2 separate regions of the Homo sapiens genome follow, and region 2 is linked to region 1. Evidence: read pairs that join two places in POLR2A ChIA-PET (ENCODE). Cell type or tissue: HepG2. All regions are shown on one strand. Links, peaks and the distances in the headings refer to the core of each region. The heading gives the core; the rest is flanking DNA. Region 1 has its middle 100 kb from the start of UGP2. Region 2 has its middle 14 kb from the start of UGP2.

Region 1 (5,393 bases), core at 113-5,112:
TAATCCAAATGCTCATCAATAGTAGAATGACTAAATTGTAGTGTAATCACATAATGGAATACTATACAGCAATGACAGTGAACAAATTATGATTATATATAACAATGTTAATGAACATAATGTTCATTAGTGATGTTAATGTTTATTAACCATGTTAAATTTACAAGAGAAAAACAAAAACCCATTAAATAGTGGACAAAGGACATGAATAGACACTTCTCTAAAGAAGGTATACATGTGGCCAACAAGCATATGAAAAAAAAGCTCAATATCACTGATCATTAGAGAAGTGCAAATCAAAACCAGAGTGGGATACCATTTCACACCAGTCAGAATGGCTATTATTAATAAAAGTAAAAAAATAACAGATACTGGCAAGGTTGTCAAGAAAAGGGAACACATACACTGTTGGTAGAAGTGTAAATTAGTTCAACCATTCCTCTTTGAGGAATCACCACACTGCTTTCCACAAAAGTTTGATTGCTGCTATCCACAAAAGCAGTGTGGTGATTCCTCAAAGAGCTAAAAGCAGAACTACCATTCAACCCAGCAATCCCATTACTGGGTACATACCCAGAGAAATACAAACCATTCTACCATGAAGATATATGCATCCGAATGTTCATTGTAGCACTATTCACAGTAGCAAAGACATGGAATCAACCTAATTGGATAAAGAATTAGGATTGGATAAAGAAAATGTGGTACATATACACCATGGAATACCATGCAGCCATAAAAAAGGATGAGATCATGTGTTTTGTGGAAACATGGATGGAGCTGGAGGCTGTTATCCTCAGCAAACTAACGCAGGAACAGAAAACTAAATACCACATGTTCTTACTTATAAGTGGGAGGTAAATGATAAGAACTTATCAATGCAAAGAAGGAAACAACAGACACTGGGGTCTACTTGAGGTGGGAGGAAGGAAAGGAGCAGAAAATATAGCTATTGGGTACTGGACTTAATACTGGGGTGATAAAATAATATGTACAACAACCCCTGTGAAATGTATTTACCTATATAACAAACCTTCACAAGTACCCCCAAACCTAAAATAAAAGTTAAAAAACAATGTTAATAAACATAATGTTGATCAAAAAAAGCCAGACACATAGAGTACATATTGTATAAGTTCATTTGTACAAATTACAAAAATAGGCAAAGCTAATCTATGCTGTTAGAAGTCAGCATAGTAGTAACCTTGGGAGTTAATATTTGAAAGGGTTGTCGGGGGGATTTTGGGGAGCTGGTAATGATCTCTTTCTTGCTCTAGGTGGTAGTTACATGAGTGTGTTCAGTTGTGAAAATTCAATGATCTGTACATTTATGATGTATATACTATTCTGTTTATCTGGTAATACTTCAATAAAAAGTTTAAAAAACATAAACATTTATCCTTTATGACAGATTTAAATTATCCTCACATATTACTATGCCTATAGCTATGAATATAATCAGTATTTGGTTTTCAGGCAATGTTTGGTCTTTGACCAAGGTATAGATTAAAATTTCAAATACAGATATGCTTGAAAAATCACCATTTAATTCTAAAAGTGACATGATCAAACAGACAAAAATGAAATTGCTTTCTCATTTGTCATAAGCATTCTGGCCTTTCTCATTTTCCACTTCTGGATTGGGCTGATATCAAGCAGATCTATGTGCACAGGAGAAGGAGTGGGGGTGGTCCCCTGAACAAGCAAATGTCAATAGTAGCCCTGATAAAAAAAATAAGAACCTGAGTATTTGCTGAACATTCTGTTGTGAGGCCATAGATAAACCACGTATTACAAGTGAAATAAAGTGGATAATATTATACAATCATCTCCATGAGTCATGCTGTAAAAGGGATTTCACCTGAAATATTGAGACTCACAGAATTTTCAGACTCACAGGCCAAGCAGTTAGTAATAGAAATGAATAAAACGGGTCAGATGAAATGCAATGGGGACTGGTGAGGGGTGTGGGAAAACTACAGAGCACCTAAGCACTGGTTGTCAGAATATGTCTCCAGACCAGCTACATTAGGAACTAGGTAGACATTCAAGTTATCTGGCCCCCAACCCAGAGCCATGGAATTAGAAATGCTGGGGGTGGGGCCCAGCAATCTAAGTTTTAACAAGCCCTGGAGTTGTAACAAGCTTGATTCTGATGCACATTCAAGTATGAGAACCACTGATCTAGATGTATACTAACTCAAACAAAATTTTTTAAAATCATGTGTGCTTAAAAAAAAATCATCTGGCCAGATTCAGCCTACAGGCTGCCAATTTGTAACTCCCAATGAGATTCAAATGAAAAACAAAAACTTGAATTATTTGTATAATTATGTCAGTTCTGTATTTCCTTTTTTAAGATGAAGAAAGATAGTATGTGGTAAAGGTTGAGCCTAAGTTTTATCTTCCCCAGTATTCAGGCATATCTGGACATGCCTGGTATCTAGTGGGATGGGCCTTCTGGAATTCTACTTATAAGACAACTCAAGTAGCCTCCAGGAAAGAACTCATCCCAGTGGAAGGAAGAACCAAAGTACAGAGGTTGTATTAAGACAGCAGATGAGGTTGAACATGTCTGAGTACACATGATGTCTGCCACTCAGGTTGCTTCTAGCCCAGCAAGGAGGACTAATTCATTCTTTCAACAAATAGCTATTGAACATCTACCTCATCTGTCTCTGAGTTCTGTGACCCCAAAGTGTCTGTAATATAAGACCTAGTAGAAACTAAAGGAGTTGGTGTTTGCTAATCTTCTTAGGACATGGAGAGTGCAGCTTGTTTGTGTCATGAATATTGGTGCCAGCAGCAGCAGCCTTGGCTCCAGGACTATCAATATCTTTGATGCCCTTGAAGTTGAGCTTTGAGCCTTGGAGGCCTGCTTGCACACATCAGCAACTGCAACAGTGGTGGTAGTGCTTTTGGTGGGCAGTGGGACATGGCTTGAAGGATTGCCAGCAGCTGCTTATATCAGGCATGGAGAATTGTGAACCACATGGCAGCCAAGAGAACTGTTTTGGGAGTACACATGAGACATCCCTGTACATTTTTGGAGGATGAGAGCCCTCCAGGAGAGGTAGAGAAATGGTAGTTTATAGCTTGTTTTTGTGCTGTCGTTTGAGTCTATAAGGTAATATATGGTTTTTTTTTTCTTTGTCTTTGGCAGCATTTAAAGAAATTACATGCTGCATCTTGTAATAAGATTGACATAATATGCCTGCAGTGAACATGGTGGACTCAAAATCAAATCTCAAACATTTGGTTTTGTTTTTTAAAAATAAAAAGCAGCAAAATTATTATAGGTTTTGGGATATGAGGTTTAAAAAATCACAGCATTCATTCCTAATTTTTTTTTCTCTTTCAAAACATCCCTACAAAATCAAACAACATTGCTGATGAGCTGTTCTTTGGCACCAGCAAGCAGCTTATTCCAGAGGAAAAATAACTTTGGAGATAGCCACTCCTTTCCTGCCAGAATTTTGAGAGACTGATGCCCTTTTCCTTCATTTCTGCAATGCCTATAGGCTGCAGATTTTCAGTTACTTCCTGAAATCCTAAATTGAATTCTATTAAAAACATATTTGGTGTTCTCAATAAAAAAAAGTTTGGTATTATATTTTGGAGACCACAAGTTCTCTGTAAGACCTAAGGAATTCCCCTAAGTAATCAGAGTTTTCCACAGAGTTAAGTGGTTGCTACATTGCATTTAAGCCAGTGTTTTATGATACCTGATAAGTAAGGCATGTGGTACATCAGTATTTCATCCAGACAGCAATACCTTGCAGGTTTCCAATTTTCTGATGGAGTCATATTTTTTGTTTGCTATTTATTTGAAACCAATTTTTTAAGCCCATGTGAACTAAAAGAGTCACTTTATTTTGATACTTCAGTTCTAGCCAACATAGAATATCCACAGCAGAATATGCATTAATGAGATGAGGGTCAGAGATCAGGAGATTTGCATTCTAACCAGCAATGTTTTCCTGGAGAAGTCATTTCCTCTATGGTGTTCAGTTTCACTGTCAGTAAAATTGGAGGTGGGGAAACTGGCCTAGACTTCAGTGTCTAGAATTCTGCAATCCTTAACCTCTGGATTATGAGAACTCTCCCTGGAGAATCTTAATGATGGATTAAGTATTTCAAAAAGAAAAATTTAACTGGAAAGGACTCTCGAAAACCATTGGTATTATAAGTTTCTTTTTTAACAGAGAGCTAGGGTTATTTTCTGTGTATCTTTGGGTACAGGTGCCTGATATTGTCACCAGTCAGTCAAAGCTTGTTTCTATATTAACTTAATAGAATTTAGCTTTCTGGAACACAATTAACAACAAGAATATGAAACATTTATTCGATTCTGATTTCATAATATTTCTTTCTTCCATGCCTCTAGTCTGACGGTGTCTCTCTCTTTTGGACCATGGTAATAGACTCCTAACTGGTTTTCCCACTTTGGGCCCCTTCCTCCGACCCTTTTTACATGATTTTATACTTGGATTACAAGTTAATCTTTCCCACATACAGCTCTTCCCTATTACTTCCCTGCTCAAAAACCTTAATAGCTCTCTGTTGGCTACAATATAAAATATGAACTCTTTCTCATGGCATCCAAGACCTTGCACTGTCTGACTCAACCCTGTTTCCCATCCTGTGGCGCATTGCTCCTTGTCCCACAGTCTTCTGAGCTTCCTGTTCTTCCTTCACATGCCCAGAAATGCTCTGATTTTGTCCCTTTGTCCCACCGGTTCTTGCTCCCTCTTTCTACCTGTTCAGATTCTACCTCTCCTTACAGTTTAAGGCCACGGTTCTGATATCACCTTCTCTGCCTGCCCAGCTTTTCTTGGTCTCTCTTAACTGCAAGGGACCTATAATTTTTCTGAACTCCTGTAACAATTTATCTGCATCTCTATCATAGGAGCTATCACTTCCACTCTATATTATAGATATTTGTATTCATATCTTACTTTCCTCACTAGATACTCATTTTCATGAGGTCAGAAGCAATATTGTTCTGTATTTGTAGCCCTCAAGATACCTGGCACATAGTAAGTAATTCTTCTATAAATGTTTGCTTAATGAATAAATGATATCAGAGTTACCATGGAAATCTGAACTTACCCAAACTCCTTCAACTAAATTAGAACCACTCACAGGGCATATTTTTTAAGTGGGAAATTTCTTCATCTGTCTATCATCTATCTATCTGTCTGTCTGTCTGTCTGTCTGTCTGTCTGTCTGTCTATCTATCTATCTCCATCTATCTATCCTTCTGCAACTTAAAATTTCTCAGCCTATGTTTGGTTTCAGTGAGGAAAACTAAGAAAAAAAATAAAAAGGTGCAATAACTTAAACTGCAGGTTTAGCAAGTAATTTTTATCCAGCTCCTTTCTTTCATGCAT
Region 2 (5,393 bases), core at 118-5,117, 91 kb before region 1:
TTAGGAATTGTCAACATATAGTTTTTTAAACCATGAGAATGGATAAGAGCATATAGGGAGAAGACACAGAATAGAAAAGTGGGTATAAACTCCATCATTTAGAGGTCACATAGAAAAAGGAAAACTGAGAGAGAATAAGGAAGAATAGCCAATTATTTAAGAAAACCAGGATAACGTGTGCTATAGAGCCCAGAGAGGAGAGTATCAGATATGGCCAGTTATGAGAATTCAGTTAACTGTGGAGAGAAAAGAGAGTCAGCCAAACAAAAGTCAGTTACCCTTATAAGAGCAGTAGAGTGATAGGAAGATTAAAGTAGATTGAATTTTGTCATTTATTAGCACCATTGATTATTAGATGACTATTATTAGATTATTCAAACAGCAATATCTTTATAGTTCCGAGAGAAAATTATTCTAACCTAGAATTCTACAGACAAACAAAACATTTAGGGATGAGGATAAATTAAAGATATTCTCACCTTTTTTTGACTTTTTACCCATTTCAGGGGAAAAAATTGCTTAAGAAATGTTCTAGCAAAATAAGAAGAGAACTGAAGAGAGAACATGAGATCCCAGTAATGAGATCTCAGTAATGAGGTTCCAGTAAAGATCTGTTGAAGGTGTGCAATAAAAAGGTATTTCAGGACCACAAATATTTAGGCCATCAAGATAATTAATAATAATAGGACAAGAAGCTGGAAAATTTCAGAGAATGGCTTTAAGAAAAAAGTAAATTTACTTTATGAAATATCATTATTAAAAACCTTAAACATATTTATGATAGGCTGATGATGCTTCTCTTGTCATCAAGACAGAAGAAATAGAATCTTTAGTAAAGGCAAAAAAATTGTATAAGCCATGGCTCAAAGACGAAATGAACTAAAATGTGTCATTATTATGAGTAATCAGTGGACATAATAAGAAAAGAAAATCCATTTGACATTGACACCTAGAACATTCTCCTTCAATAGGTGTAGATTTAATAACACGGCTTACATTTCTCTTCCCACACGTCCATTCATACCACTTGATTCTGCAGTGAATAAGATGTACAAAATTGTAATACTGAAAAAATCTTTAATTTTCAAAATAAAAGACAAAATTTAAGACAAAATGCACAAGACGATTATTCTAACAGAGCAAATAATACAAATATCAACAATGTAAAAGTACTGGTGTAACCCATGGTACTTGGGAAATGGAAGGAAGCGAAAGGATAAAATTTTTTAATCTTACACAATGGAAAAGTCAGGAGACACTTTCTAAATTAAGTACATCAAGAAATAGGTTTAAGTATTCTTTAAAGGAATAAAGTAGCAAATAGAATGTAATATAATATAATTTTAAAAATTGCAAAGAGAAGACTAAGGGAAGAAAAATGGAGAGTACTGGAACTGAGCTAAATTCTCATTGTTCATTCTCAAAATGTAGAGTCAATTTGTTAAAAAAGCAAGGAGTTGAACCAAACAGTGGCAGTGCAGTGCGTGCGTATTATTTTAAATTATGGAGTAACTATCAGAAGAGCTAAAAACAGTTTGATGTTGGCACCTTTTGGGCAGTGTTTTCAAGCTGTGGCAATGAAATCAATTTAGTAGGTTGCCACCTACATTAGGAGACAAGAAGGAAAAAGAAATATCAGGTTGCATTGCACTAGTAAAGACAGTAAAGATGAGTAAAACGTGTGAAATGTTTTTCAGCTTTCTGCATACCTGTAAAATGTATTTCCTACTTGAGTTTTGGTCAATAAAGTACTGTAGGAAGTAGAATTGGATTGTAAGACAGTTGTTTGGCTGCATTTTTATGTTTTATTTTTCTGCTCATCTATAATGTTTGAGTTTTTAAACTCGTGTATTACTTTTATCATAATAATTTTAAATGTTTCTGTTTTAATACATAAAAATACAAATTTATAAGCTTTTATAACACAAAGTGATATACATATTTTCTAACAAAAGCAAATATTAAGCAATTTTCTTGAGTAAAAAAATGATAGTCAATCTTACCATTGCTTAGCAAAATAGAAAAAGTTAAACTTAATAATTTTTAAAGATTATTTAAGGCTCACAAGAGGGAAGGCTAGGGCAGGGGCAAGAGTTTAAAACATTAGAATCCAGGCAATGGATTGAATAGGAAGAAGACAAAGCAAAAGAAATAAAAAATCTTAGGTATCATTGTCACAAAGAAAACCAATGCTAAGGATGATCTTGAATACAACCTTGATGATTGTATGTAGTAGTGTTCCATCTGACAGTGAAAATATTTGGGCCATCTGCATAGTTACACAGAAAACCTCATCTGCCTAAAAAGGAGAAAATGAAGCATAGAGGAGAGGTTATTTTTTCATTAAGTCAACAAATGTTTGAGCCTTAGGCACCGTTCTAGGTACTAAGTATATAGCAATGAGTAAAACGGTCTCTCCCCACATAGATATATATTCTTGGGGGAAGGAGAATGATGAACAAATATTTCATATAATATCAAGTAGTACTAAGTTTTATTTAAAAAGCAGGGTAAGGGATAGAAAGTTTGAAGAAGTTGGGTTCAGGGAAGCCCTCTCTGAGGAAATAGTTGGAGCAGAGGTTTGAGCCAGTTGGGAAAGCAAGCCAAAAATATATCTGGAAGAAATGCTTTCAAGCTGCAGTGCTAGGACATGCAAAAACTTTGAGTTGGGAGCATTCTGGGGAAATTCAGGAGACACAGTGGCAAGAAGAATGAAAAAAAAAAAAAGTAAATCCACACCTAAATAAAGATAAAGAAGAGATCTAAAAAACATCCAGGGAGAAAAGACAGATTTCTCAATTGTTACATAAATGGGTTAAAGATGGCCCCTGTGTATTAGCCCAATGTTTACTTCTTTGCAGCAGGCTAGGACCAGTAGATCAAAGCCTGTCAGTGCCAGACTCAAATTCTTGCATGTCTAGTTGCTTTAAATATAGCTCAAATGAGCATATTTTAGCCATTAGGTCATACCTGCTTGGCATACCCCCATGAAACTGCACCCAACATCTTCTGGCCATAGATAAGACAAACTCTGTGGCTATAAAAGACCACAAACAGCTGCTGCCCTTCAGAGCTATTGACCTAGAGATTCCTCACCTTGCTGCTTAGTGATGTTACCTAGACATGTTAAGATCCCTCTTGTTAGGAATTCCATGAAGCCTGAAAATGAAGCCAGCGTAGTGGAGAATGAAGAGACAGAGTTTTGATTACAAGGTTTGAACCGTTTAACTGAGATCCGCCTCTGCAGGCTATCCATGGACTTTTAAATTATGTAAGCCAATAATTTTTTTTATTCGTTTAGGCCATTTTAAGTTGGATTGTCTGTCTTATGCAAATGAAATGATCATGTTAGAGATGGTAGACTCAGCTCACTTTCTTAAATAAATTATTATAGAATCCATGATCAGTGAATTTCTTAAAATGTTGCTGGCTATAAAGATGGCTGTGACTAATAAGGCCAATATGCAATCAACATGTATAGGAGACCATAAAACCTGTGCACTGGTTTGATTGAACTATTTGAATCATAGTAATATTACATCTTTTGAGAATTCTAAGAAAAACAAAGAGAAAAGAAACAAGAAAAATATTGAGCATATTTTGTTTAATAAAACAAAGCTGAAGGATTGAGAAGAATACAATGACACAGGGTCAGAAGGAGGGCTTAATTTTGTTAGCCAAGTAACAGGGGTAACAGGGGATTGTATAATAGAAAATAAACTCTTGCCTCATTTTTTTGGGTTTATTGAAGGAATTTTAACAAATATGCAGTATAAGCTGCTTTTAAAATTTGCACATTTTGTTCACTAGGGAGTCTTTCTAGGATGACTTACAAGGAAGAAAGATTCAAGGAAGTCTGAAAGTCTTGAGACACAAGAGATTACATTTGCATTTTTAGAAGATTTTTCAAAAGATGGGAGACCTAAAAGTCAAATAAATACCAAATGGATTTGTGACAAAGACAATGGTCTATAGAAGTAGTTCTCAAAATTAATTTTAGCTTTGGACCATTTTTCCAAATTAAATCTTACAGAGAACTTCAAAATTAGAACTTCAAAGTTAGAAAAATGATATATTTGTTAGTACGGATTTATTTTTTAAGTTTAACTGTATAGCATTTATTTTTTAAAGAGTAGAAGAGGGATGCTATTTGGTGAACATGCAAAATATTTAAAATCAGGAGTTATGGATGACAGTTCCACTCTTATCTGCATTATCATTTAATTTATTTCTCTATTTTGGTTATGCAAGAGTAAGGTAAGTATTTCCAAATGATAACTTCAGGATACTTCTCAATTAAACTAACTTAGAAGCCTAAGAAAGAAGTAGCAGACTTTTTAAAAATTTTATTTCAAAGTTACACCACTAGTGTGTCTGTTAGTGGAATTAATTTTCATAAATATAAAAGAGAAAAAAGAACTAAAAGTTAACAAGGACTGCTTAAAATACCTATAATAGGACACAGTATTCTGGTGACAAGATGTCACCATAATGAATACTGAGAATTGTGCTAAGTCAGAAGATAAGAGCCTTTTAATATATATTGCCAAATATTACCCACTAGCGAGGCAGAGTGGCCTTTTCACAGTACTCTTGAACCCTGATTCTGAGGATATGTATTAAATTAAGCAAAGCAAAAACTCTCCTAGTAGGCAAAAAAGAAAAAATAGGATACAGTATCCTGTATCCTATTATAAGAAGTAAGACACCATACTTGTTAATGTGTTATTTTTGGTACGTAAGTGACTATTTTTCCTCAACAGAGAATTTGGCAAACTGATGCATCTGAACTTTTAATGGCATTGAATTGAGCAAGATACATGTGTATGTTGGCTTTTTGCTCATTTTTATAATTTTGTGTCAGGAAATATTTGTTGATGTGTTTTAATTTTTTTAAAAAAAGATAATGCAGGACTGTAACTTTCCATTTAATCCACATTTACAAGAAGTTTAAGTGAGCACACAAAGATGTAGATAAGGAAATCATAAGGACTGTTCACAAATATTCCAATTCTCCTCCTGGATATTTGGTAAGATTGCTCTTCCTTGTCTTCTTTGGAGTTAGTTGTAGCCATGTGCCTTGCTTTGGCCAGTGAAATGTGAGCAGCAGTAATAGGTATCATTATGGGGCAGACATTTTAAGAACAAGTGTCAGTGCACAATTCTCTGTTTCCTTTCCCCTGTCACATGATTAAAGTTCACTTTTGAGATGGAGTCTCCATCAACCTCAATTCCTGGGTGATGATGAACAGAACCCCCTGCTAATCTGCACTGGATGTATAAAATCAGAAACCATGTACAAGCAGAAGAATGTAGTTTGTTAGCAGAGAATAGAGAGTGGGACAGACTTGCAGAGAGAATTGGAGATGCCATCAGAGAAAGAGAGAGCAGCT

What was found. Peaks named below come from ENCODE experiments on the same cell type or tissue, not always from the same donor. Only the 100,000 strongest peaks of a DNase experiment are listed, where the experiment ranks them.
Region 2: POLR2A ChIA-PET joins it to region 1 with 5 read pairs; 3 of 35 experiments call an interaction of 5 or more read pairs at or near these places.

Annotation. Positions count from the first base shown.
Region 1 is chr2:63,734,713-63,740,105 of GRCh38, reverse strand. It overlaps a transcript of WDPCP not described here. Among named protein-coding and RNA genes, the nearest start is that of UGP2, 100 kb to the left of the region's middle. In HepG2, for the core only: no CTCF peak of the experiment used is centred there; DNase peaks (open chromatin) are centred at 2,835 and 4,645; H3K4me3 peaks cover 406 bases.
Region 2 is chr2:63,825,500-63,830,892 of GRCh38, reverse strand. It overlaps a transcript of WDPCP not described here. Among named protein-coding and RNA genes, the nearest start is that of UGP2, 14 kb to the left of the region's middle. In HepG2, for the core only: no CTCF peak of the experiment used is centred there; a DNase peak (open chromatin) is centred at 2,902.